3 separate regions of the Homo sapiens genome follow, and regions 1 and 3 are each linked to region 2. Evidence: chromatin loops called from intact Hi-C (ENCODE). Cell type or tissue: heart left ventricle. All regions are shown on one strand.

The links. Peaks named below come from ENCODE experiments on the same cell type or tissue, not always from the same donor. Only the 100,000 strongest peaks of a DNase experiment are listed, where the experiment ranks them.
Region 1: a loop joins it to region 2, with 5 times the contacts of the local background. A loop is called at or near these places in 6 of 110 quality-filtered maps.
Region 3: it touches region 2 in a loop (4-fold over the local background); 72 of 110 quality-filtered maps call a loop at or near these places.

What each region holds. Positions count from the first base shown.
Region 1 is chr15:74,174,662-74,182,661 of GRCh38, forward strand. It overlaps ISLR (immunoglobulin superfamily containing leucine rich repeat), which reads left to right. Exons shown (of 2, transcript NM_005545.4): 2 at 190-2,210. The coding sequence starts at 198. The coding sequence ends at 1,484. STRA6 (signaling receptor and transporter of retinol STRA6) reads right to left here. Exons shown (of 19, transcript NM_022369.4): 15 at 7,682-7,799; 16 at 7,500-7,601; 17 at 6,634-6,797; 18 at 6,121-6,276; 19 at 4,805-5,582. The coding sequence ends at 5,419. Among named protein-coding and RNA genes, the nearest start is that of ISLR, 5.0 kb to the left of the region's middle. RefSeq lists enhancers at 1-759, 1,867-2,383, 4,291-4,460, 6,475-7,011. In heart left ventricle, no CTCF peak of the experiment used is centred here; DNase peaks (open chromatin) are centred at 1,110, 5,000, 5,510, 5,823 and 1 weaker place; H3K4me3 peaks cover 2,407 bases; H3K27ac peaks cover 3,042 bases.
Region 2 is chr15:74,317,460-74,325,459 of GRCh38, forward strand. The region is part of intron 11 of CCDC33 (coiled-coil domain containing 33); the gene reads left to right. CCDC33-AS1 (CCDC33 antisense RNA 1) reads right to left here and starts at 2,233. Exons shown (of 2, transcript XR_007064711.1): 1 at 2,061-2,233. RefSeq lists an enhancer at 1,667-2,577 and a silencer at 5,279-5,398. In heart left ventricle, CTCF peaks have their summits at 3,385 (motif pointing left), 5,304 (motif pointing left) and 5,504; DNase peaks (open chromatin) are centred at 562, 1,061, 3,370 and 5,312; H3K27ac peaks cover 3,012 bases.
Region 3 is chr15:73,978,399-73,986,398 of GRCh38, forward strand. STOML1 (stomatin like 1) reads right to left here. Exons shown (of 7, transcript NM_004809.5): 5 at 6,920-7,115; 6 at 6,261-6,473; 7 at 528-5,732. The coding sequence ends at 5,539. Among named protein-coding and RNA genes, the nearest start is that of STOML1, 9.9 kb to the right of the region's middle. RefSeq lists an enhancer at 3,434-3,623. In heart left ventricle, no CTCF peak of the experiment used is centred here; DNase peaks (open chromatin) are centred at 3,963, 4,403, 5,023, 5,503 and 2 weaker places; H3K4me3 peaks cover 620 bases; H3K27ac peaks cover 4,785 bases.

The sequences.
Region 1 (8,000 bases), 140 kb before region 2:
CCGCCCTTCTCTTGGCCTCAGTTTCTCCTTCCGTAGGATGGGGGCGGTGGGCTAGGTGGTGTTGGGATTTAGCTGGGTTATGTGGGACAGGGCCTCCTGATGGGAAAGAGCTCTGGCTGGGCTTGTGGGAGGAATGAGTCCCTTTGGCAGGTTCTCGGGATCCCCTGGGTGACATGCCTTTCTCTGCAGGAGGCACCATGCAGGAGCTGCATCTGCTCTGGTGGGCGCTTCTCCTGGGCCTGGCTCAGGCCTGCCCTGAGCCCTGCGACTGTGGGGAAAAGTATGGCTTCCAGATCGCCGACTGTGCCTACCGCGACCTAGAATCCGTGCCGCCTGGCTTCCCGGCCAATGTGACTACACTGAGCCTGTCAGCCAACCGGCTGCCAGGCTTGCCGGAGGGTGCCTTCAGGGAGGTGCCCCTGCTGCAGTCGCTGTGGCTGGCACACAATGAGATCCGCACGGTGGCCGCCGGAGCCCTGGCCTCTCTGAGCCATCTCAAGAGCCTGGACCTCAGCCACAATCTCATCTCTGACTTTGCCTGGAGCGACCTGCACAACCTCAGTGCCCTCCAATTGCTCAAGATGGACAGCAACGAGCTGACCTTCATCCCCCGCGACGCCTTCCGCAGCCTCCGTGCTCTGCGCTCGCTGCAACTCAACCACAACCGCTTGCACACATTGGCCGAGGGCACCTTCACCCCGCTCACCGCGCTGTCCCACCTGCAGATCAACGAGAACCCCTTCGACTGCACCTGCGGCATCGTGTGGCTCAAGACATGGGCCCTGACCACGGCCGTGTCCATCCCGGAGCAGGACAACATCGCCTGCACCTCACCCCATGTGCTCAAGGGTACGCCGCTGAGCCGCCTGCCGCCACTGCCATGCTCGGCGCCCTCAGTGCAGCTCAGCTACCAACCCAGCCAGGATGGTGCCGAGCTGCGGCCTGGTTTTGTGCTGGCACTGCACTGTGATGTGGACGGGCAGCCGGCCCCTCAGCTTCACTGGCACATCCAGATACCCAGTGGCATTGTGGAGATCACCAGCCCCAACGTGGGCACTGATGGGCGTGCCCTGCCTGGCACCCCTGTGGCCAGCTCCCAGCCGCGCTTCCAGGCCTTTGCCAATGGCAGCCTGCTTATCCCCGACTTTGGCAAGCTGGAGGAAGGCACCTACAGCTGCCTGGCCACCAATGAGCTGGGCAGTGCTGAGAGCTCAGTGGACGTGGCACTGGCCACGCCCGGTGAGGGTGGTGAGGACACACTGGGGCGCAGGTTCCATGGCAAAGCGGTTGAGGGAAAGGGCTGCTATACGGTTGACAACGAGGTGCAGCCATCAGGGCCGGAGGACAATGTGGTCATCATCTACCTCAGCCGTGCTGGGAACCCTGAGGCTGCAGTCGCAGAAGGGGTCCCTGGGCAGCTGCCCCCAGGCCTGCTCCTGCTGGGCCAAAGCCTCCTCCTCTTCTTCTTCCTCACCTCCTTCTAGCCCCACCCAGGGCTTCCCTAACTCCTCCCCTTGCCCCTACCAATGCCCCTTTAAGTGCTGCAGGGGTCTGGGGTTGGCAACTCCTGAGGCCTGCATGGGTGACTTCACATTTTCCTACCTCTCCTTCTAATCTCTTCTAGAGCACCTGCTATCCCCAACTTCTAGACCTGCTCCAAACTAGTGACTAGGATAGAATTTGATCCCCTAACTCACTGTCTGCGGTGCTCATTGCTGCTAACAGCATTGCCTGTGCTCTCCTCTCAGGGGCAGCATGCTAACGGGGCGACGTCCTAATCCAACTGGGAGAAGCCTCAGTGGTGGAATTCCAGGCACTGTGACTGTCAAGCTGGCAAGGGCCAGGATTGGGGGAATGGAGCTGGGGCTTAGCTGGGAGGTGGTCTGAAGCAGACAGGGAATGGGAGAGGAGGATGGGAAGTAGACAGTGGCTGGTATGGCTCTGAGGCTCCCTGGGGCCTGCTCAAGCTCCTCCTGCTCCTTGCTGTTTTCTGATGATTTGGGGGCTTGGGAGTCCCTTTGTCCTCATCTGAGACTGAAATGTGGGGATCCAGGATGGCCTTCCTTCCTCTTACCCTTCCTCCCTCAGCCTGCAACCTCTATCCTGGAACCTGTCCTCCCTTTCTCCCCAACTATGCATCTGTTGTCTGCTCCTCTGCAAAGGCCAGCCAGCTTGGGAGCAGCAGAGAAATAAACAGCATTTCTGATGCCCCTCCGTGTCTGCCTGGAATTTTGTCTGGATCTAGGAGCCTCTGCTGGGAGATAGGATCAGGAGCTGAAGAGTCAGGGCAGCCAGCCTGCCTGCCCACAGTGGCAGGGGCCTCTGAGACTCCAACAGACTGTGGAGGCACAGGAGTGCTGGCCCGATGCTGTGTCAGGGGCTGGGCCTTGCGGTGAGCTGAGCTGCAGATGTTCCCTTCCTCCAAACCATCCCACAGGACAGCTGGGGGCAGGAGCCTGGGGTGGCTGGCGACCCTGAGCAGCGCCTGATGTCAGCAGTGGCTTCAAGAGAGGCATTTTGGAAAGGCGCAAGGAAATGGAAGTGCCTGGGTGGTAGCTCCTCTTCCCTGTCCTGCTCCTGGAAGAGATGTTAGGAATGAAGAGGAAAGAGGGGACAGGTGGGGCAAGATGGAGGAGACAGATGAGGAGAAGGGGACACAGGACAGAGGAGGAGAAAGCCCCAGAGAGACTGGGAATAAGAGAACATATTTACATATTTGAGGGAGAAACCAGGGGGGAAACAAATCGTACTTATCTTTCTCCCAAAGAAGAAATGGTATTCCAAGAGGAAAGTCCAAATGAGGACTGCAGATTCCCTGTAGGAATCTTTCCCCACAGAGCAAGTGGATCAGTAACTGGCCTGGGCCGTGTGTGTGTGTGTGTGTGTGTGTGTGTGTGTGTGTGTACAGCAACCTGAGCGGTGCGTGTGTGTGTGTGTACAGCAACCTTCAGCCTCTCCAGTGCATGTGTGTGTGTGTGTGTACAGCAACCTTCAGCCTCTCCAGATGAGGAGCATAAGGATGAGGTCCTAACCTGGAGACTCTGCACAACCTCCTATCTGTGCCAGGTAGGATATATGTCTTCCTACTGCCTCTATCCCATCCCTTTCAAGATCGAGGATGCTGCATGCAGAGACAATGGCCTGGGGGAGAGGCTCTGTGGCCTTTCTCCAGAGCTCCCAGAACTGCTGAGCTCAGCAAAGTGGAGGCAGGATGCTAAGGAGTCTGGGGTAGCAGCTGTGAGCCTTGGCTGCTGGCCAGCCCCATTCCCTCCCTCCAGGTCCACATACAGCACCTCCCCCTGCCCACTCTCCCCTCATCAACTTGCAGCTCCTGCTGAGCTGATGTCACCAGCAGCATGTATCAAGAATGACTCCTAATCTAAAATAAAAGTTGAAAAAAATGACTCACGTCTGGTGGAAAACAGCAGGATGGAGCCAAATTCCATGCGCTAGGCCACCTTGGGTAAGTCATTGCCCACGTCTGGGCTTCAGTTGCCTCAAAAACCAAATGACATGGTAGGACTAGGTGCTACTTCATGGTCCAATAGACTCTGATTGCCTAAGGCTTGATATTCCCAGCCTGACTTGGACATCCCTGGCTCCATTCCTAGCTGAGTGGCTTGGCTTCTTGGAGTAGGACATGGACCTAAGACCTAACACAGGGAATGGCTGTGCCTTGAGTGGACTAGCTGCTCCCCTGCTTTAAGGTCTTCCGTGGTCCCCACTGCCCTCCAGGTAAAGCCTGAATTCCCCACTTAGAGCCTCTCTGACCTGCTCCTCCAACAAGCGCACCCTTCCTTCCTCTTCTTGGAACAGCTATTTAATTGTTCCCTTAATGTTCCATGGTGTGCCATCCTCTGCACCTTTGCTTATACTGTTCCCTCCGCCCAGGCACCCTTTCCCTGTTCTTCATTTGGCTAAGTCAGTCTTTGAGAGTGGGCTCTGGCATCACCACCTCCAGAAAGCCTTCCTGGATGTTCCCCCATCCCCAATGTGAACAGGCCCCCTTTCTCTGGGAACCTGGATTCTCCTCCCCTGAGACCCTGTTAGTTGCTGAAACAAGGTCAGGAAGCCTTTTTCAACGGGCTGCAGTGGGATCACAGTGTGCCCTCTTTGGCCTCCTCGGGGCAGCCTTGAAAGTGGGTTTCAGGTCCCTGACCCCACCCCTGGCTTTACAGGTATTTGAGGCTGTAGCAGGAACCTGAGCTTGGGGCAGGGGACTGTTGATCTCCACTAACTGTGCAGGCATTTCTCAAGGCCCTGCTGACCTAGATCTGTAGGGTGGCCACATCTTCCTACCCTCTGTAGCCCCCAGCCCCTCAGTGGACCCAGGGCATGTTCTTTATTCATATACCCCGCCCTCCACCTCCACCAAGCCCCCAGTAGGGAAAAGACCCCAGTCTGTCTCCACCCTCCTTTCCCCTCCGTATTCTCATTCTCCTCCCATCAGGACAGCCTACGCTATGTCCCCCCATGTGACACGCCCCTTCCTACCTCCACACCTGGAGTCACACTGCTTCCCCAGCATTCCTGAAGTCGCTTCTCCTCCCCAGATCCTGCCCCTTCTTCAAGACCCAGAATAAGTCCCACTTCCAAAGCCAGCATTCACATGGCTCAGGGGTGGCATCATAGGGTCCCCAGTCTCTTTGCCACCCAAAAGGATGCAGCTATGGGTTCTGCCTTCCACCCAGTGTCTGGCCCAGCATGTGACCAGAACACCCCAAGCCCCATCCCCATCAATGCACAGTGTTCCTGACAGTGTAGGCGGGGTTTTCCCTGCATACCCCTCCCGCTATGAGGACAGTTTCTCAGGAACAAGTTTATTGCAGGGAACACACTAACCTCTTTCATAATAGCCAAAGGCATAAAAACTACAAAAATATCTGGCTCTCGAGTGTGGGCAGCTCAGTGTGGGACCTGGTCTGAGTCATGACTTGGGCTGCCCTGCAGGCCAGAGGCCCGGGAGCTTTCCGGCCACTCCCCAGAGAGGTCCGTGGCGCTGAGGGGGTGAGGAAGTGCCTTGGCTGCTTCCACAGCGTGAAGGCCAAGGCTGAGGTGGAGCTGGGCTGGAGTGGTTCCAGAGAAGGCTTCATCGAGGCCCTTCAAGGCTGATGGCAGAGCCAGGGTAGGGAGACGCCTGGATGTGGCTGCCCTGGCTCAACTGGCTCCTGGACCAAGGCCCTAACCCACCAGTTTCTTTCTCCAGAACCCCTGCTGGCTCTCCCATAGCCAAGTGGGTGGAGCAGAGCCCTCCTGAGGCTCCCAGTGCAGACAGACCTCCACCCAACCACAGTGATCCGGAGGACCTGCTGGCTGCATGGCTGGTGTGATGCTGGGAGGAGAGCCGGGGAGGGAGGAGGATGGTAGGCAGGAACATGCCTCAGCACAGATGGGCAGGTGGGTTGACCTTCCCTGCCCTCAGGGCTGGGCACCATTGGCACCCAACAGGGCCGTCTTGCGGAAGACCTGCAGGGTTGGGTTGTGCAGCAGCGTGTAGGCCAGACCCCAGCGAGCCCTGCCGCGGCTGGCCCCGGGCCTAGCTCCCTTGGCCATGGAGTCCTTTGTCTGTAGCAGCTGCATCCCTGAGAGAGACGGACTTTCTGTGAGTCACTCAGCAAACACCCAGCCAACCCTCCCTGGCCCTCAGACCTGATCAGAGAGCCTGAAAATCCCAGGCGTGTGCAGGTCGTGAGGCTTAGGATGTCCCCTGCAGGCAGCACATGGAAGTGGGGGGTGAGGTCTGTGGATGGACTGGAAGCTGGGTGGGACAAGGGTCTGGAGCTGGCTTAGTGTCCCCTCCCTACACACACTTCTGGGCAGAAGGAAAGGAGGAGTCATACTCCCTGCCCCAAGGGAGAAGCGGGGGCAGTGACGGAGCCCCTTAGGAAGGCAGCTGTTTCATTCTCTCTGTGTGCACACATATGGTGTGTGTATGTGTGTGTTCATATCATGGAAAAAATCACCCTGAGATCAGACCAGGAGGGGTGACCAAAGGCAGCCAAGGAAGAGAGGAAGTGAGAATTTTCCTGGCGCTCACTCTGTGTGCTGGGGAGGGGCACACATCCTTCCTAGAAGAAGCTGGGTAGGCTCTATTCCCCCATTCCCAGTGGGAGGGCGCACCTTCGTCTTCCTCCCCTGGTCTGAGGCTGTCCTGGGGGGCTGCCATGGTCCTGGGTAGGAGGCTCTGCGCTTGCAGGAGCAGGGAGCAGAAGGCTGTCATGGCTGGATGCGACTGGCTGACTTCAATCTTCAAGAAGTTTCGGTACGTGTAGTAGCCTGGGGTGGGGTGGCGGATGGCAATGCTGGGGGAGCAGGGGCCACACTGGAGGCATCCAGACATCCCCTAACACACACACAGGGAGTGCACGTGCACTCCCTGCATCCAAGCATGTCGACACACCAAGCACGTGGCACATTGGCTGCATGGGCACGTGTGGACCTGCTAGAACACCCCACATCCACTGCACGTGCTGCAGGGCCACAGGAGGCACAGCGCAGGGGCACACAGGTGGCACATGCAGCTACAGGCATCGGTGTGAACTGATCAGCTGGCACGGCCCTGGGGCAGGGCAGATGCCTTCCTCACTGCTTGGGTAGCCTGAGCAATCCTCCAGCCCCGCCCAGTGACCTTACCGGGGTCGAGAGTGGCGGCTCTCGGTGGCAGCAGGCTGAGGTCCATCTGGCCAAGGTGGATGGCGTTGTAGAGGGCAGAGAGGAGCACTCGCCAGGTGGCCACCATGGCACCCACCAGCACATTGAGGGGGAAGAGAAGAAAGGTGGCTGCATAGAGCACTCGCCTAGGATGGGAGAAGAAAGCTGAGGCAGGCCGTTCCCCAGAGCTCCCTCCCCAGGGTCAGTGTCAGACCTGGATGCCCAGAACTGCTGTGTATTTACTGAGTGCCTACCATTTATTGCTATGTCTTCTGTGCACCCCACCCTGGGCAAGGCCTTCTCTCTTTCAACCCACCATGCTGGGAGATGGGAAACTGAGGCCCAGAGAGATTGGGAGACTTAGCCAAGGCTGTCAGCTATTCAGTGGCAGAGCTGGGCTTTAACTCTAGGTCCATCTGAGTCTTTCTATGACCCTGATGCCTCCCACCTCCCTTTTCTGGGTCCCCTGTCTGCTAATTCCAAGTTCCCCTGGGAGCCAAGGTTCTCCCACAGACTTGTCATCTGACAGGGAACTCCCTTGCTACAAAGTGGGGAGGGGCATGGTTTTAAGGAAACAGAGGATCCAGGGGAGAGCAGTACCGATTCCCAAAGCAAGAAAGGTTCACGGGGGTACTTCCAGCCCCATGCCGGGTATGTAGAGAGGTACTTTGGAGTGGGCTGAGCCATTGTCCCTTTTCTCTATGGGTAAGGCAAGCTCTTTCTACTATCATCTGGGTTCCTTGATAGAGAGAAGGGATAGATGGCAGTGGAGGGAGGACACAAAAAGAGAGAGACACCGAAGAAGAGGCGAGGGCCTGAGGGAGCCACAAGCCCAGATGCCACCTCACCGGTTGGTCAGCTGTGGGTGTCCATCATGAGTCTCCAGGAAGACCCAATGGGCTGCCATGTTCTGCAGGATCACAGCCAGGGCCAAAGTCAGCCAGAAGGGCCTGCCAGTGGGGTGGGGAGGTGGTCGCTGTTAGCGGACCTCTAAGGAGTCCCTGAGCCCTCCATGTCTTGTTTCACTCACCACGAGGACTCCAGGGAACGGAAGAGCAGGAGGTTCCTGCCATGGAGCACAGGCATGAGCACCAGGAAGGCCAGGGCCGTGGTTCCCAGGAAGAAGATGATCTGCTGCACCAGGAGCCCTGCCAGGGGCGGGAGTGGCAGGGGGACAGAAAACAGGTTCCATGAAAACTGGCCATCCCCGCTGCCCCCAGAACCAAGGGCTTTGGGATTGGGCAGGCCTGGTTTTAGATCTCTGCTCTGCCACTGCCTAGCTATGCTGCCTTGAACAAATCACTTTACTTCATTGAGCCTCAGTTTCTTCCTCTGTAAAATGGGGATAA
Region 2 (8,000 bases):
AGAGGCCCCCCAACCCTGTGCAGAGTGCTGAGCTGGGCACCCAGCAGCAGGGGTGGAGATTTTGAAACGGGTAGAGGTGACTGTCTTGGCTTGTCCAGTCAGGGATTATTATTGTGCCACCATTGAGGCCCCAAAGAACACTGTAAGTCATCTATTCATTCATTAAACAAGTAAACAAATATTTATGAAGTCCCAGTGCTGGTCAGCATCTTGCTAGGTCCAGGTGGAGGGCCCTATCATGAAAGCCTTTGGGACCAAGCTTGTCTGGGACAGACAGGCTGAACCCAGTTCAGCTGGGGAAAGGCAGGCAGGCCCCTCCATGCCCCAGGAGGGGGTCTCCGCAACCCAGGCTGAAGCCAGTTATATCAGACATTCTGCCTTCATGACCAGGGCCGTTTCTAGGTGGCGGGCTGGCTTGTTTGGGTTTGTTTTTTTTTTTTTTTTTTTTTTTGCTTCCCAGTGAGTTTCTTTCAAAAACATCCACCCATGTCTCCGCTGAACTAAAGAGAAAGGAATTTGTCCAGAGCATCAGGAAAGCAGCCAGAGGAAGTCCCCAGGGACCAGGCGTGGGGCCCTAAGCCACACTGCAGCTGCAGGGAGGAGAGTGAGCCCAGCTTGTGCTGCTGCGGGGTGGGGAGGACTCCTGAGGGGACAAGGGGGAATCAGGGAGCAGAGAGACTAAGGGGGAGGGGGAGGAGGAGACTCAGGGACAGAGGGTGAGGCTCAGTGGGAGAGAAAGGGGAGACAGGGTATGGGGGTAACCAGGAGGCAGAGAAAGTGGAGAAGAGCGGAGGGAGTTGAGGGGGAGGCAGGAACCAAGGTGTAGCCAAGGGCAGGTGAGGGAGGAGGGACTCTGAGCCTGGGCCAGGGGAGTCAGAAGGCCGGAGCCCTGAAGGGCCCCACAGCCCTCCCCGGCCCTGCTGTCTCCATACAATTCTGTGGCCAAGGAGTGAACCTTGCATGATTTCAGCCACCCCACCCAGACACCCCCCACCCTGGAACAAAGGGGAAGTGGCCCCATGGGCCTGCCTGCTTCCAGCTCAGGGCTGGGCTTGGTCACCAGGCAGGCACTTGTTGTAGCAACAGTCCCTGGGGACCCATCCTGGGGAACAGGACTGCTAGCAGTAAAGATGGGGGAGCCAGGGCCCCCATCCCCTCCAGCCCCCAAGGCTGCCCCAGGCCTCATTGACAGCTTCTCTGTAAGTCGCCCCCTCGCCCACTGGTTCTGGGAAGATGGGTTGGCTCGCCTAGCAGCAGGTGTGTTGGGGTGTGTTGCCCAGCAACCAGTAGAGGTGTTCCCAGAGCCTCTTAAGTGGGAGGCAGGGTGGAGAGGACCAGGGCTTTGGCCCTTAGATGCCCGTGGTCACAGGAATCTTTTGCAAGGCCCCTGGCTCCAGCCTAGGCCACCTGAGCCCACACAGTAATCCAGAGAGGGAGGACAGAAGGGCTTCTGGGAAAATCCCTTGAAGTGATCATTGCCTCCTGCTAGTCTGGGCCCTACCTCTGGTGTCTTGGAGGTCCAGCCTTGGATCCTAGAAAGTGGCTGAGCCTGGGCTAGCCTGGGAAGGCTTGCTGGTAGTGCATGTGTGGTGCCGAGCTGTGAGGAGGAGTGGGTGTGGCAGATGGGGCATCCAGTGGAAGCAGCAGCTCAGACTGGGGGCTGGGGCCGCCCCAGTAAGTGCTAACCCTTCTGGTTTGGGCCCCAGTTGCCAAAGCATTTCTTCTTCCCCTTTGGCAAGAATCCCAGAGGACAACCCCAACAAGGGTCATTCCCCACAGGGTGCAGATGAGCAGGCACGGAGTGGGCAAGGGCCTCGCTTCGGGTCGTTCGACAGCTGTGGGCAGAGGCTGGATCAGAACCCAAGGTTCTGGGTTCCAGCCAGGGCTCTTCCCCCACCCAATGTGGGGCATTCCTGAGGCAGCAAAGCTCTAACCAGGGAGGATTCTGGCAGGAGGTGACCAGTGGGGAAGGGTTCTTTGAGGAAGAGTGAACAGGGCCTGTGAGACCAGGACTGGGGCCTGCCCCTCACCACCTGCTGAATGCCCAGCCCTGTACTCACCTGGGCTGAGAGCAAGGGCTGGCCCCAATCTGCTGTCAGCAGAGGCTGGACTCTGGCCCAATACCCAAGGAGTCATGACTGATGGCCTGTCTTGGGATAGCCCGGGGGTCTTCCTGGAGGAGGAGGGCCCAGAATGGAGCCTTGAGGGTCAGGCAGCGTTCAGAAAAGCCTAGGAGGGGAAGTAGGAATGGGAAGCCAGCATCTTCCAGGAAGCCCCGCCCCCACCCCAGCCCAGCCGGTCTCCATTGTCCCAGCCAGGCCCAATTAGCACCTGGCTCCTGCAGGGGCCAATTAGACAGGGGCTGAGGTCAGCTGCCGGCCAAGGCCCTGCCACCCCTCCAAGCTTCACCAAGCCAAGCACAAAAGCTTTCTAGGCATCATCTCTGCTGCAGCAGGAAGGGAAAGAAAGAACAGAAGAAAGGGAAAATTCACTCCTTTTGTTTCTTTGCCATAACCTTGGGCTGAACAAAGAAGCAACTGCCTCCCCTCCCTGGGAGGGCAGCTTCTGTGGAGCAGGAAGTCTGTTTTAAACAGCAATTTGCACAGATTTGTTGTGGTTGGGAGGCCCAGATGACATTCGAGGGGAACCAGGAGCAGAGACCTGGGGTGAGCAGGGCCCTGGTTCTAGAAACTCCTGTGACTCCCCACTGCGCTCTGTTCAGAAGCAGAGCTTCCGGGCCTGGCTGGTGCAAACAGGTGGGCCTGCTCCAGCTCTCTAGCCAGACAGACCTGTGTACTTTGCTGCCTCCAAAGAGCCCAGCCCACATGGGCCTCCACACCTTCCCTCAGTGTTCCCCACCTCTGAAGTCCCACCCAATCCAGTCAAATCTCACCTGCACCTCAAAGGCCCAGCTCCACCCCTCCCCTGCAGGATCCCCTCCCCAACCCTACCCCTGGCCTTGACTTGCACTCCTAGGGTGTGAGCCATGTCCCACACAAGGCCTGCCTCCCACCGGGAACTCTCTGAGTGCAGGGTCTCCCCACCCCCAACAGAGCTGAGCTTAGGGGTACAAACAGCAGCTGCCAGGCCCTGCTGGGGAGCAGGTGGAAGGGAGATATATGCCAGAGTCCAAAATGGGGTTTGGGAAGCTGGGGCCACCCTGGGGTGGTGACAGGTGGAGAAGGGGACCCACCAGTGCCATTGCCTCCTCCAGGCTCCCACCCCCAGGGCAATGCCACATCGCACAGACCACCCTGCCCTCACCTCCCTAACCCTGCCCTCTGTGTCTCAGGAGCGCAGCCTCTCCCACTGGGCTATGCCCTTGCCGCTTCGATATCCCACCCAGCCAATGAGGCTCTCAGTCCTCCCTCGCCTGCCCTCTGGTGGTGATGAGGTTCCAGAGTGAATGGAGGGAAAGAAAGAAGCTTGTCCTCATGGCCAGTGGGTTCTATTGTCCTTCAGTGGCTGGGAAGGGAGCTTGGCTGGGTGGGCAGTGGCAAAGAACTGAGAGGCCAGGGTCCCAGTGGCATTGGCCCGTGTGTTTCTGGGAGTAAGGGGACTTCTTAGCCATGGTGAGCCCCAACCCCTGGGAAAACACTAGTCCCTTTCAGCAAATTTTCAGGCACAACCTCCATCCTCCCCGACTTGTCCCTGAGACGGCCCCTCAGAACTGGGCTTTTGCTCCCTGGTCTCTGGAACTGGAGGAGGCCAGCATCAATTTGCCAGCTGAATTTTCCATTGTATTTTAAAGAAATGTGGTTAATTCGCTTTATTTTATTTTATCTTATTTTATTTATTTATTTATTTTTGAGATGGAGTCTTGCTCTGTTGCCCAGGCTGGAGTTCAGAGGCACGATCTCAGCTCAGTGCAACCTCCGCCCCACCCCCGCCTGCCCCCCAGTTCAAGCGATTCTCCCACCTCATCCTCCCAAGTAGCTGGGATTACAGGCATCCACCACCATGCCTGGCTAATTTTTGTATTTTTAGTAGAGATGGGGTTTCACCATGTTGGCCAGGCTGGTCTCAAACTGCTGACCTCAGGTGATCCACCTCCCTTAGCCTCCCAAAGTGCTGAGATTACAGGCATGAGCCACTGTGCCCGGTGTACTTTTTGTATTTTTAGTAGAGAGGGGGTTTCACTGTGTTGGCTAGGCTGGTCTTGAACTCCTGACCGTGAGTGATCCGCCCCCCTCGGCTCCCAAAGTGCTGGGATTACAGGCGTGAACCACCGCACCGGGCCAAGAAATGTGGTTAATTCCCTTTAAAAGTATTGGGAAATTTAGATTAGCCAAGAGAGACCTCTCTGACATTCAAAGGACACCTACAGGAGTTCTGTTTGGCAAATCTGGCAGGAGCAGGGTCTGGGTCAAAGGATTTGCCTGAGTAAGTCAGGGAGGCAGGGAGGCCCTTCCCTGCCATCAAGGTCTTTAGGAGCTGAAGGGGGAGCATGTGCGTGGCCCTTGGCAGATGAGGAGTGCCAGGCTGGTGTAGGCGAGAAACAGCTTCTGGGCAGAGGTAGGGAAGGCTTTGAAGATAGGGGCCCAGAAGGCTGGGCCCATGGGTGGAGTGGCCAGGGCTAAATTCTGAAAGGGGGTCTAGCTGTGCTGAAAGAGGTGGAAATTCAAAGTTGGAAATTTACCATGAGGGCCAGTGGGAGTCATTGGAGGGGTCTGGAGGCCAGAGAGGATGTTCCAGTTACCTATTGCAATAACAAACTACCCCAAAATGTTATCATTTAAAACGATAATTTTTTCTTTTATTATCACATCTCATAGCTTTGTGGGTCAGGAACTCAGCCACGGCACAGCAGGTCTAAGTCCTCAGCTGGGACGACCTACGGGCAGGGGCGGGAGCAGCCAGGGCTGGGTGGGCCTCGCTCTCTCCCATACACTTAGTTTGGGCTTCCTCACAGTCTCAGGGCAGCAAGGAATTAGCAGCTAGCAGGGAAGAATTGGGGTTACTGCAAGATGGGTCTCATCCCAAGCCCCTGTCCTCACCACTCAGCCCCAACATCTTCCCTGGAGCTAACCCAGGATAGAGGCCCCAGGTTCAAGATTCACTGAGTGACTTCAGGCAAATCTCTGCACCTCTCTGGTCCCAATATCAGAACTTGTGAGATGGGGGTTCCAGGGCTAGAGGTCTTGGAAGGCTGGCTGGACCACCTGGAGGAAGGACATGTGCTCCTGGAACTGGGGAGAGAGACAGCTCCGCACACACCTTCCCCACAATATGAGCTGTGGGCCACTCAGGTTGGCCTCATCCCACCACAGGCTGAAGCTGAGTGTCTGTGGGAGGCGGCTGCCCTCTGCTGACTGCAAAGGCAAACCACATGCAGATGGCCTGGGCCTGCCAGCGATGGATCCTGGGGATCCGGGGAACCCTGAGATTGGGTGGCCGCCCAAGGAAGGGGACAGAGGAGAGGGTGTGTGCCTGGTCCAGCAAACCCACCCTCTGCACCCACTTCAACACTAGCCAGACTGCCACCCACACTACCTCAGACCCAGCAACCTGTCTCAGGCCTCCTTCTCTGGGAGAGTGAAGCCCCTCCCCGCTCCTACCCCTGCTCCAGCCCATACCTCCCCTATGCATCCCTCCCTCTTACCTTCTAAGTCTCCAGGAAATCCTCTCTCTCCACCACTATGCCTCTCCTTGACCCTGTTTTCCTAGCTACCTTTGACCCTTCTCAACCTCACTGTCCCCTCAGACCTTACCCACAGCACCCAGCATTCAGAGCACTGGCCAAGGTCACTTCCTCCAGGCCACACCAAGAGGCTCCCTCTGCAGATCCGGAAACTGCTAAGCCTTCTCTCCTTTTTCCAAAATTCTTTTAAATTGTGAAATGTAACCCATTTCACAATTTAAGAAAAATTGCATTGAACATATAGAACATAATTATTATAAATTATTATATAGCAAATGTCCATGAAACCACCACCCAGGTCAGGAAACAGCATCACCAGCATCCTCACGCCCCTCATGCCCCTCCCAGCCACACCCCTCCTCTCCTGGATGTAATCACTCTGCCAGCTTTCTGTCCTTGCTTTGCTTCTTTATTTTTTTATTTTTTAATTATTTTTTTTATTTTTGGGACACAGTCTTGCTCTATCACCCAGGCTGAAGTGCAGTGGCATAATCTCAGCTCACTGCAACCTCCGCCTCCCGGGTTCAAGTGATTCTCAGGCCTCGGCCTGCCAAGTAGCTGGGATTACAGGCACCCGCCACCACGCCCGGCTATTTTTTGGGCTTTTGTGTAGAAATGGGGTTTCACCATGTTAGTCAGGCTGGTCTCAAGCTTCTGACCTGGAGTGACCTGCCTGCCTCAGCCTCCCAAAGTGCTGGGATTAAAGGGTTAAGCTGCCGGTTGGTTCACGCCTGTAATCCCAGCACTTTGGGAGGCCAAGGTGGGCGGATCATGAGGTCAGGAGTTCGAGACTAGCCTGACCAACATGGTGAAACCCCGTCTCTACTAAAAATACAAAAAAAATTAGCCCGGCATAGTGGCAGGCGCCTGTAATCCCAGCTACTCAGGAGGCTGAGGCAGGAGAATTGCCTGAACCCGGGAGGCGGTTACAGTGAGCCAAGATCACACCACTGCACTCCAGCCTAGGCAATAGAAAGAGACTCCATCTCAAAAAAAAAAAAAAAAAAAAAAAGTGTGAGCCACTGTGCCTGACCTGCTTTGCTTCTTTATACTGTCGCTACCTGAGCATGCCTCTCGAATCACTCTGGCCTAAATTTTCTATTTTTACCTTCATGGAGAGGGCACCGTGACATACACATTGCTTTGCACACGGCTCTTTTGCTCACCTTGATGTATGTGAGGTTCACCCACATCATGGTTTCTTATTGCTCTGAAGTATCCCGCTGTATGGGTCTCCACCTGCCCCTATCTCTGCCCCATAATTCCTCACTCACTTGCCAGTTCTTTAATGTTTTTATGAAGGTGAGTTTTGCTTTGTGTCCCATTCAGACCATCTCTAGCGGCGGGTTCATCTCCATCATCCAAGCCGCAAGACTCAAGCGGAAGGTGGTTGTCCTCCTTTTGAAGCCCTCTTGCCAGCCTGCTCTCGCCGCTTTTCCTCCTACCTCTCTGGCAATTGCGCTAGTCCTGAGAGCTCCTCTCCTACCACCCCTTGTCCTTGAACCCCCTCCTCACTCCACAGTTGCCAGACGCTGAAAATCTGCTCCCTTCCCAAGGCTCCAATGGAACCAGGGCTGTCCTGCCACCTGTCCCCCACCAGGATTCACTCCAGGCTTGATCACCATCAGCCACTGCTGGCCTCCTGCACCTGAGGCCCTGCAGGTACCTCACCCCTAACACGCTCCTCCCCCAACCCAGCTCCCCCTCCTTCCCACTCCAGACCTGCGCCTCCTCCACCCAAAGACCCCAGCTCCTCCTCTCCTCATCCCCCACCTCCTCCTTCTCCCCTCTTCCTCCTTCCCACTCCAGGCATGCACCTCTACCAAAAGGCCCCAGACTTCTCCCACTCCTCCCCCTCCTCCCCCACCTCCTCCTCCTCCACACTACAGGCATGCACCTCCTCCACCCAAAGACCCTAGCCCCCTGCCAACCTCCTGCTCTGCCATCCCCAACCCTCCTCTTCGTTGTTCACTTCACTCTGTCATGCTGAGTCCTCCTTGGTCTGCCTCCACCCAGCAAGGGTCCCTGGCTCCCTGCTCTGGGCCTCCATTCATTTCTCTGTCCATCTTGGTGGCCTGAGGCATCTTGCCACAAACCCCCTCCAGCTTAGGCCCTTCACTGGCCTGCAGGATGGAATCCAAGCTCCTGAGATTGGCCACACCCCTACTTACTCCCCAACCAGCACTCTGCCCTCCAGGAAGTCACCGACTTTGTTCCTGATCATACACTCTCTCTCCTCCCTGCCTTTGCCACAGTGTCTCCTCTGCCCAAGAGCCCTCTCCCCTACCCCGGGTAACACCTGCTCACCCTCCTAGAGTGAGCTCAGGCTATCACCACCTCCAGGAAGGCTTCCTAGACC
Region 3 (8,000 bases), 340 kb before region 2:
CTTGGGAGGCTGAGTGGGGAGGATTGCTTGAGCCCAGGAGGTTGAGGCTGCAGTGAGCCAGGATTGTGCCTCTGCACTCAGCCTAGGCAACGTATGGAGAGTCTCTCTCTCTCTTTTTTCTTTCTTTCTTCTTCTTTTAAGAGATCAGGTCTTGCTGTGTTGTCCAGGCTGGCCTCGAACTTCTGGGCTCAACTGATCCTCCCTTAGCCTCCCAAGTACCTGGGAATATAGGCATGTGTCACTGCATCCAGCTATACTAAGAACTTTTAAAGCTCAACAATATTAATAGCCCATTTCTTAAATAAGCAAAATATTGAACAGATAGTTCACAAAAGAAGACACGTGCCCAATAAGCAAATTAAAAGTGGCTCAACATTGTCAGTCACACCTGTTAGAGTGGCTAAAGTTTAAAAGACTGACTATACCGCATGTTGACAGGACCACTTTGGAAATGTTTGACAGTTTTTCAATCCAGCAATTCTAGGTATTTACCCAGATGAAAATATATGTCCAAACAAAGACTTGTACACAGATGTCTGGAGGAGCTTTATTTAATAACCAAACCTGAAAACTACTCAAATGTTCATCAATGGATGAATGAATACATTGTGCCTCTATCTAGACAATGGAATGTGTTGGCAATACAACAAACTACAGATACACAGAATAACATGTATTACTCTCAAAACCATTACAGTGAGGGGGAAAAAGCTAGACACAGAAGAGTACTGTGCACTCATTTCATTCATATGAAATGCTAGAAAAGTGAAATGTGATCAGCGGTTATGGAAAGGTCAGTGGCTGCTCAAAGCTGGAGGTGGCAAGCACTGACGGGAAGTGACGTGGAGAACTTTGTGAGTGGATGGGAATGTTTTGTATTTGATTGTAGGGGGTGGTGGTTACTCAGGTGTTCACATTTGTCAAAGCACCTCAGATGACACTTTTTATTTTATCTTTATTTATTTAATTTTGAGATGGAGTCTCACTCTGTTGCCCAGGCTAAAGTGCAGTGGCATGATCTCAACTCACTGCAACTTCCACCTCCTGGGTTCAAGCAATTCTCCTGTCTCAGCCTCCCGAGTAGCTGGGACTACAGCCGTGTACCACCATGCCTGGCTAAATTTTGTATTTTTAGTAGAGATGGGGTTTCACCATATCGGTCAGGCTGGTCTCAAACTCCTGACCTCAGGTGATCCACCTGCCTCGGCCTCCCAAAGTGCTGGGATTAGAGGCGCAAGCCAGCCAAATAATACATTTTAAAAGGGTGTTTGTTGTATGTAAATTACACCTTTAAAAAATATGTAAATGCTAGGGGAAGAGAAACCAAACCAAACCAAACCCTGTTCTTTGCTGGAGCTAGAAATCCAAGACTTACAAAGCAATAAACAATTGGACAATAAACAGGCTGGGCTAGATGGCTCATGCCTGTAATCCTAGCAGTTAGCGGGCCAGGGCCAGGTGGGAGGATCACTTGAGGCCAGGAGTTAGAGACCAGCTTGAGAAGGCCCTGTCTCTACAAAAAAAAAAAAAAAAAAAAAGCCAGGCATGGTGATCCTTTAAGCCTGGGAGGTTGAGGCTGCAGTGAGCCACAATCACTGCACTGCACTCCAGCCTGGGAGACAGAGTGAGACCCTGTCTCAAAACAAACAAACAAAAAACAAAAAAATAACTTGAACAATAAACAAAAAAATTACACTGAGATACAAATTTTCACTTTCCAGAATGTCAAAAGACCCAAAAGTTTAATAACACAGTGTATTGACATGACTATGAGAAAAAAACACCACTGACAATGGGAGTGTAAATTGGTATAATCCCCAGAGAAGGTATTCTGGCAATATTTACTAAATTATAAATGCTTTGATTTAGCAATTCCACTTCTAGGATTTTATCTTATAGATAAACTCTACCACAAATAGCACATGTTAAAGGTTATTCATTGCAAAAGTATTTAAAATAGCAAAACACAAGAAATAATCAAAATGTCTATCGGTCCACGACAGGTTGAATAATTTATGATACATCCATACTGTGGAATCCTATGTAAGTACAAGAAAGCACAGGGAAAGGCTGTCTGTGGTAACATGGAAAGATCCTCAGTGGGTAATGTTAAGTGAAAAAGGCAACATTGTGTTTCTATGTTGCCATTTGTATAAAAACAGGAACAACAAAAACCCAGAAGATACATATTTGGATTTTCTTGCATATATTTTTTTTTAAAAAACAAAACCTTCAGGAAGAATTACCAAGAAACTAATCGCAGGGGATGGGGGAAGGCATGGGAAATATGTGTGGAGGGAGAATTTTCATAATATGCTTTCCTATCTTTTTAAATGTTTAGCCAACCAAAATTTAAATATTGGCTGGGTACAGTGGCTCACACCTGTAATCCCAGCACTTTGGGAGGCTGTGGTGGGAGGATCCTGCGAGCCCAGGAGTTCAAGACCAGCCTGAGCAACATGGGGAGACATCCTTATCTCTACAAAAGAGATTTTAAAAATTAGCCGGTTGTGGTGGCACAACCTGTGGTCCCAGCTACTCAGGAAGCTGAGGCAAGAGGATCGTTTGAGCCCCAGAGTTCAAGGCTACAGTGAGCTATGATCATGCCACTGCACTCCAGCCTGGGTGATAGAGCAAGACGGTCTAAAAAATTTTTTTTAAATGCTTAAAAATAAGGCCAGGTGCGGTGGCTCACACCTATAATCCCAGCACTTTGGGAGGCCTAGGCAGGCAGATCACTTGAGGTCAGGAGTTCGAGACCAGCCTGGTCAACATGGTGAAATCCCATCTCTACTAAAAATACAAAAATTAACCAGGTGTGGTGGTATGCGCCTATAATCCTGGCTACTCAGGTGTCTGAGGCAGGAGAATCACTTGAATCCGGGAGGTAGAGGTTGCAGTGAGCTGAGATTGTACTGTACTCTAACATGGGCAACAGAGTAAGACTCTTGTTTCAAAAAAAAATAAAATACTTTTCAATAACATCAAAATAACACATTATATATTAATATATTAACTAGGATACTTAAACTATTATCATTATTCACCAGGTTATCTTGAAGAAAAATATAATAAGAAGTGTCTAGTCCGGTATAAGGACATATTTGGCACACAGTAATGGTTACTATTTCTATACCCTGCCCCTCAAATGCCCGCACACAACCTGTCTGGTACTTCAGGTTCTAGTTCCCCGAAGCCCAGTTGCCTGACTGCCTCTTCCAGCTGTGCCCTTGCAGGGACTTCTCCTCTGCTGAATGATTTTCCCCATCTCTTCTTATTGTCCACCTACTTGGTAGCTGGGATGTGGAGGACATCACCTCCTCAGGAAAGCCTTCTCTGATTGACACACACCCTCCTCCTCCCTCTTCACACCGACCCTTTAGGTGGCCCTTGTCCTTCCTCCCCTGTGGACTGCAGGGTCTGCTCAGTCCTCTGTAGTCCTGGAGTGCTGGCCAAGGATCGAGCTCCCCTCCACAGGGTGGGGATTCATGGCAGGGGCAGGCCTTACTCTCCACCTACACAGACATCCAGAAAAGTTTCGGTTTCCCCTAAACGTTATGTTGATCTTCCCATGCTCACAAAGAAGAGTTTGGGTTTCCCCTAAGTTGTGATCTCATTTTTCCTGTCTTCCCTACCCTCCAGCCCTACCCCAGCCAAGGGGCCGTGCCAGCTTTCATGGTGAAGATGCCTGGGGTTTCCTGGGCAGCCCTTCATATACTGTGTAATAGCAATGGAAGGAATCCACAGGTGAATGCTGATGCAGGAAGCTCCCAGTCCAGCAGGGAGGGCAGCCATATATGCAAGGAGCAGAAACACACAATGTGGAATGGGTGCAGAGAGCCAGGCAAGGGCACAGAGGACAAGTCTCACTGGGCCTCAAAGGGTGGCCACAGTGTGGCTGCGGGGATTGGAGGGCAGGCTTTGGAACAGACAGCCTCAGCTAGAAAGCCCTGGGAGGGCCCATGAGAGGCCTCCAAGTAGGCAAAGGGGCAACAGCAGGTGCAGCAGCCTGGGACTCTAGGAAGGGGCCCTGGAAACCTGAACCTCAATGGCCATGGCAGTGACAGAGGGGTCTGTGCTGGGCTTTAGGGAGGTGCCTCAGGCAATGTGGAGGACCTCCAGGAGGCGGGACAAGGCAGTGTCTGGCAAAGGCAGGGACAGACAGCAAACAAGACAGAGCCAGGCACCCAGGAAGGGCAGAGACCCCTTGGGGGAGAGGGAAGTTGCGGTGCCACAGGACAGGCTGGGGGCTGTTCTTAAGGGGAGGCTTTGATTTTTGTGGTTTTGTTTTTCCCAGAAGTCTCTCCAAGGAGTAAGATTCCTTTCTTAGGACTCAAGAAGTCAGAGGCCCCCTTCTCTGGGGCCCCTGGGGTTTGGGCGAGAGTACTGGAGCAGAAAGCAGGGCTGGGCTGGGCCTGGGGCCAGACCTCAATGACTGTTTCCTTCCCGTCAGCGAGCGGAGAAGCAGTGACAGAGTGTACCAGGAGGGGAAGCTGACGGTGGCCCCAACTCCTCTCTTGAATGGGATATGACCACCCCACCTGCCCCTCAGTGTTTGCAGGACACTCTGGCACACTCATGCCTTCCTTTCCTGGTGAACCTGTATCCCACTACAAAGAGGAACAGAACTCCCCACCCAGCCCCACCCTTGCTTCCAGGGGCTTTGAGACACTCAGGAGAAGGAGCTTCAAATATTGTGAGGGTCTGTCTGTGTCAGCCACCAGGATGTCAATCCCTGCCTGGGCTGGCAGCATGGACCTTGTGGACCCTCCTAGCCCACCCCATGCCCCCAGGAGCCCCGCTTGGCTTCTTCTCTTTTATACATTGTAAACACCACATTTATTTGTCTGAGGCTTGCAAACCTCTGGTAAGAAGCACAGAACGCAGGGCTCTCCTTCATGCTGCCCTGGGCCCCAGCTCGCCAGGCATGCAGGACAGAGCTGGCAGATGAGTCAGAAATCTTTGGGAGCAGCGCCAGGGAAGCAGCAGGCCCTGCTCCTTCCCATGCCCAATCCCGCCAGCACGGGCCTGGACTGCAGCCAGGAAGGTGGGCCAGCCAGGATCCCCAGGTAACTTCGCCACAGGGACCTCTTCTTGGAGCTGCCTTCCCTTCCCTCCCCATCCCTCTCCAATCCCCGCAGAGCTTAGAGCCTGGGCCACATGCTTGGTCCCTCACACAAGGACCAAACCAGCTGCTGTCAGGCTGTTTCTGTGGGTCCTGTCTCTCCAGTCAGGAAGCCAGCAGGGCAGGGCAGGCCTGGCTCTCCTCCTGGAATCACACCGTGCACCCAGCTCAGCGCTGGGCACTCAGCTGGGGACCGGGATGGACAAAGCCTTGTCCAGAGAACCACTGTAGGGGAGACGTGCATGGCAGCCGGACTCAGCCTCCTGCAGCCTCCATTCATGGGCTCTTGGCTGGGCCTGAAATTTGTTAGGGCCTCAACTCTCTGTGGTGCAGATGAACACCTCCTCCTCCAAGAGGCCCCTCAGGCTTGGTGCCAGGCTTGGGACTGGGCTCTGGAAAGTCAGCCAAGGCTGCTACTTCAAGGCCCTGAGGACAGCCTCCAGCTTCATGGCCATAGCCAGGTCGCCCTTCACCTTCAGCCGTCCACTCATGTAGGCCCCCAGGGGCCGCAGCTCTCTGCATAGCAGGGCCCGCAGGTCTGCCTCGGCCATCTCCACCACCACATCAGGGATGCCATCAGGCACCCCGTGTCCCACTCTTCCTCGTCCTGTGGGGCAAAAGAAAACCGAGTGTCAGTAGGGGAATGGAGGAACGTGAAGGAGATCTATGGGGGTGGGAGGGGCTGGTATTTCCCATTGGGAGGAGAGTACTGGTTAAGAGTTTGGGTTCTAATACCCTGGGTTTGAGTCTTATTGGCTGTGTGAACTCTTGGATCCTCAGTTTCCAAATCTGTGATGATAATTCCTTTAGAGATGACAATTCCTAAAGCATAGGCTCATGGTGAGAAGTGGGTGAGATAATGTACAAAAAGTACTTGGCACAGAGCCTGACAGGCAGCAGGCCTGTAACACGGGCAGGCCTCTTGGTATTGGAAGCCTGGCTGCATTGTCCTGCGGATGGCGGGGAGACCAGGGCATAGTTAATGCCTGGAAATGGTGTCTGAGCCCCTGCCTGCCATGGGTTCACCCCAAATTATTGGCAGGAGCAGGGGGCAGTCTACGAGAGCACCACTGGGGTAGGTAACAAGAAACCTAGCAAGCTGGATGGGAAGGAGAGGCAAGGAGGGCAGCGGCACCTGTAGTGAGGTCCAGGAAGTAGGCGCTTTGGGTGCCGCTGGGCAGGACGACATTGAACTGGTAGCAGGCCCCGACTTGGCTGACCAGGGCCTCAGACAGGAAGGGCTGTAGAGCAGTCAGTAGCCCCTCCGCCAGAGGCTGCTTCGGACTGGACCTGGCACCAACTTGAGGGGCAGGTGGCTCAACTTCACTCACCATCTCCACGGTGTCTGCTGGGGGTGGCCAACAGGGTTGGGGAAGGAGGCAGAGAGGAGGTCATCGTGTTGCCAAGGTCAGGACCACTCACTGTGGCCTCTGCACCTTTTGTGGCAGTTTCCTCTTAGATCCCCTTCAGGCCTCTGTTCAACTTCCTCCTCTACCAGAAAGGTGCCCCTGAGTTTTCAGCCTAAACTGCAAACTCAGTTTCTAAACTACTCCAGCCTCAGATATAAAATTCTTTCCAGCTGCCCTTCTGGTGATGTCGCCTCCTCCCATGGAGGCTGCCAATGGCCTCTACACACTCAGACACCTGGCCTCCTCTCACTGCCTTGGCTGTGGTCAGTGTGGGCTGAACATCTGTGCAGGGTGTGTACTGCACAGAGCTGCTGGGATAGTGAGCAAAGTCTGTGCTGGCACCAAGCTGGTAAACACCCCCGCTCTCCTCCCCAGGGCTCCTCACCTGGCCCCGGGGACGGGGCACCTCCTGCCATTGAGTTCATGCTTCCTCCCAGGAAGTGCAGGGCCAGCTGCTGGAGGGTGCTGTCCAGGTTGGGCCCAGCTGGGCTGTCCTGGGGCGGCTGGAGCACGGCCTCCACTGCCAGCTCCACGCGGTCTACCTCCAGCCCCCAGGCCCTGGTCACATCGTTGATCTCCAGCTGGAGGACAGTGTGAGGAGAAATGTAATTAATTCAACAAACCTTTCCTGAGCACCTTCTTTGGGCAGACTGTGTGGCCGTGCATGGACATGGAGGCACCACACCGCCCTTGAGACACTCCTAGCCTGGGAACACAGGCAGAGGGCAATGACCTTTCAGCTGTGGTAAGTGCCAAGACAGAAGCAAGGCCTGTGGTGAGCCCCCAGCAGAGGAGGGTGGTGCCAGCAGGAGGGAGTCCTCAGGTGGAGGAGGACCCTTCCAGCAACAGGAACAGCATGTGCAAAACCCCAGACAAGAAAACCTGGCATGTTCGTGGAGCTGCGAGGAACCAGAGTTCCATTTAGCTGGACCCTCACATGTCGGCTGAGGACTGGAGACAGCTGAGGGGTCAGAGGTGGGGTGTTTCTGCTTACTTTGATTTATTCTGAGGCAACAAAGAGCCCCAGGGAGGAGTTTGAGCAGGGAGGTGATACAGCAGACTTGCTTTAAGGCAAGATCCTCCTGGCTGCTGTGGATGCTGGATTATAGGGGGCTGAGGGGAGGGATGGAGACCAAGGAAGACATTGTTTCAAAATACAGCCAAGGAATGATGCAGCTCTGGCGAGGGTGGAGGGGAGCTGTGAAGCCAAGATCCACTGAGGGAGGCATGCCTCTATCAACTGTACTGAGCCACAACAGGGCACTAGAGAAGTGCAAGCACCAGGCTCGGGGCTGCCTCGATGTGTGCAATGATATGAGAGGGGGCGGGAGTGGGGAGGAGTCAGGCTCCTGAATGGATGAGTGTGGCATTCACTAGAGAGGACACACGGGGGTGGGAAGGGAGGGATGGCAACTTTTTTTTTTTTTTTTACTACTGTAAGCTTGAGGTGTCTGTGGGGCAGTCAA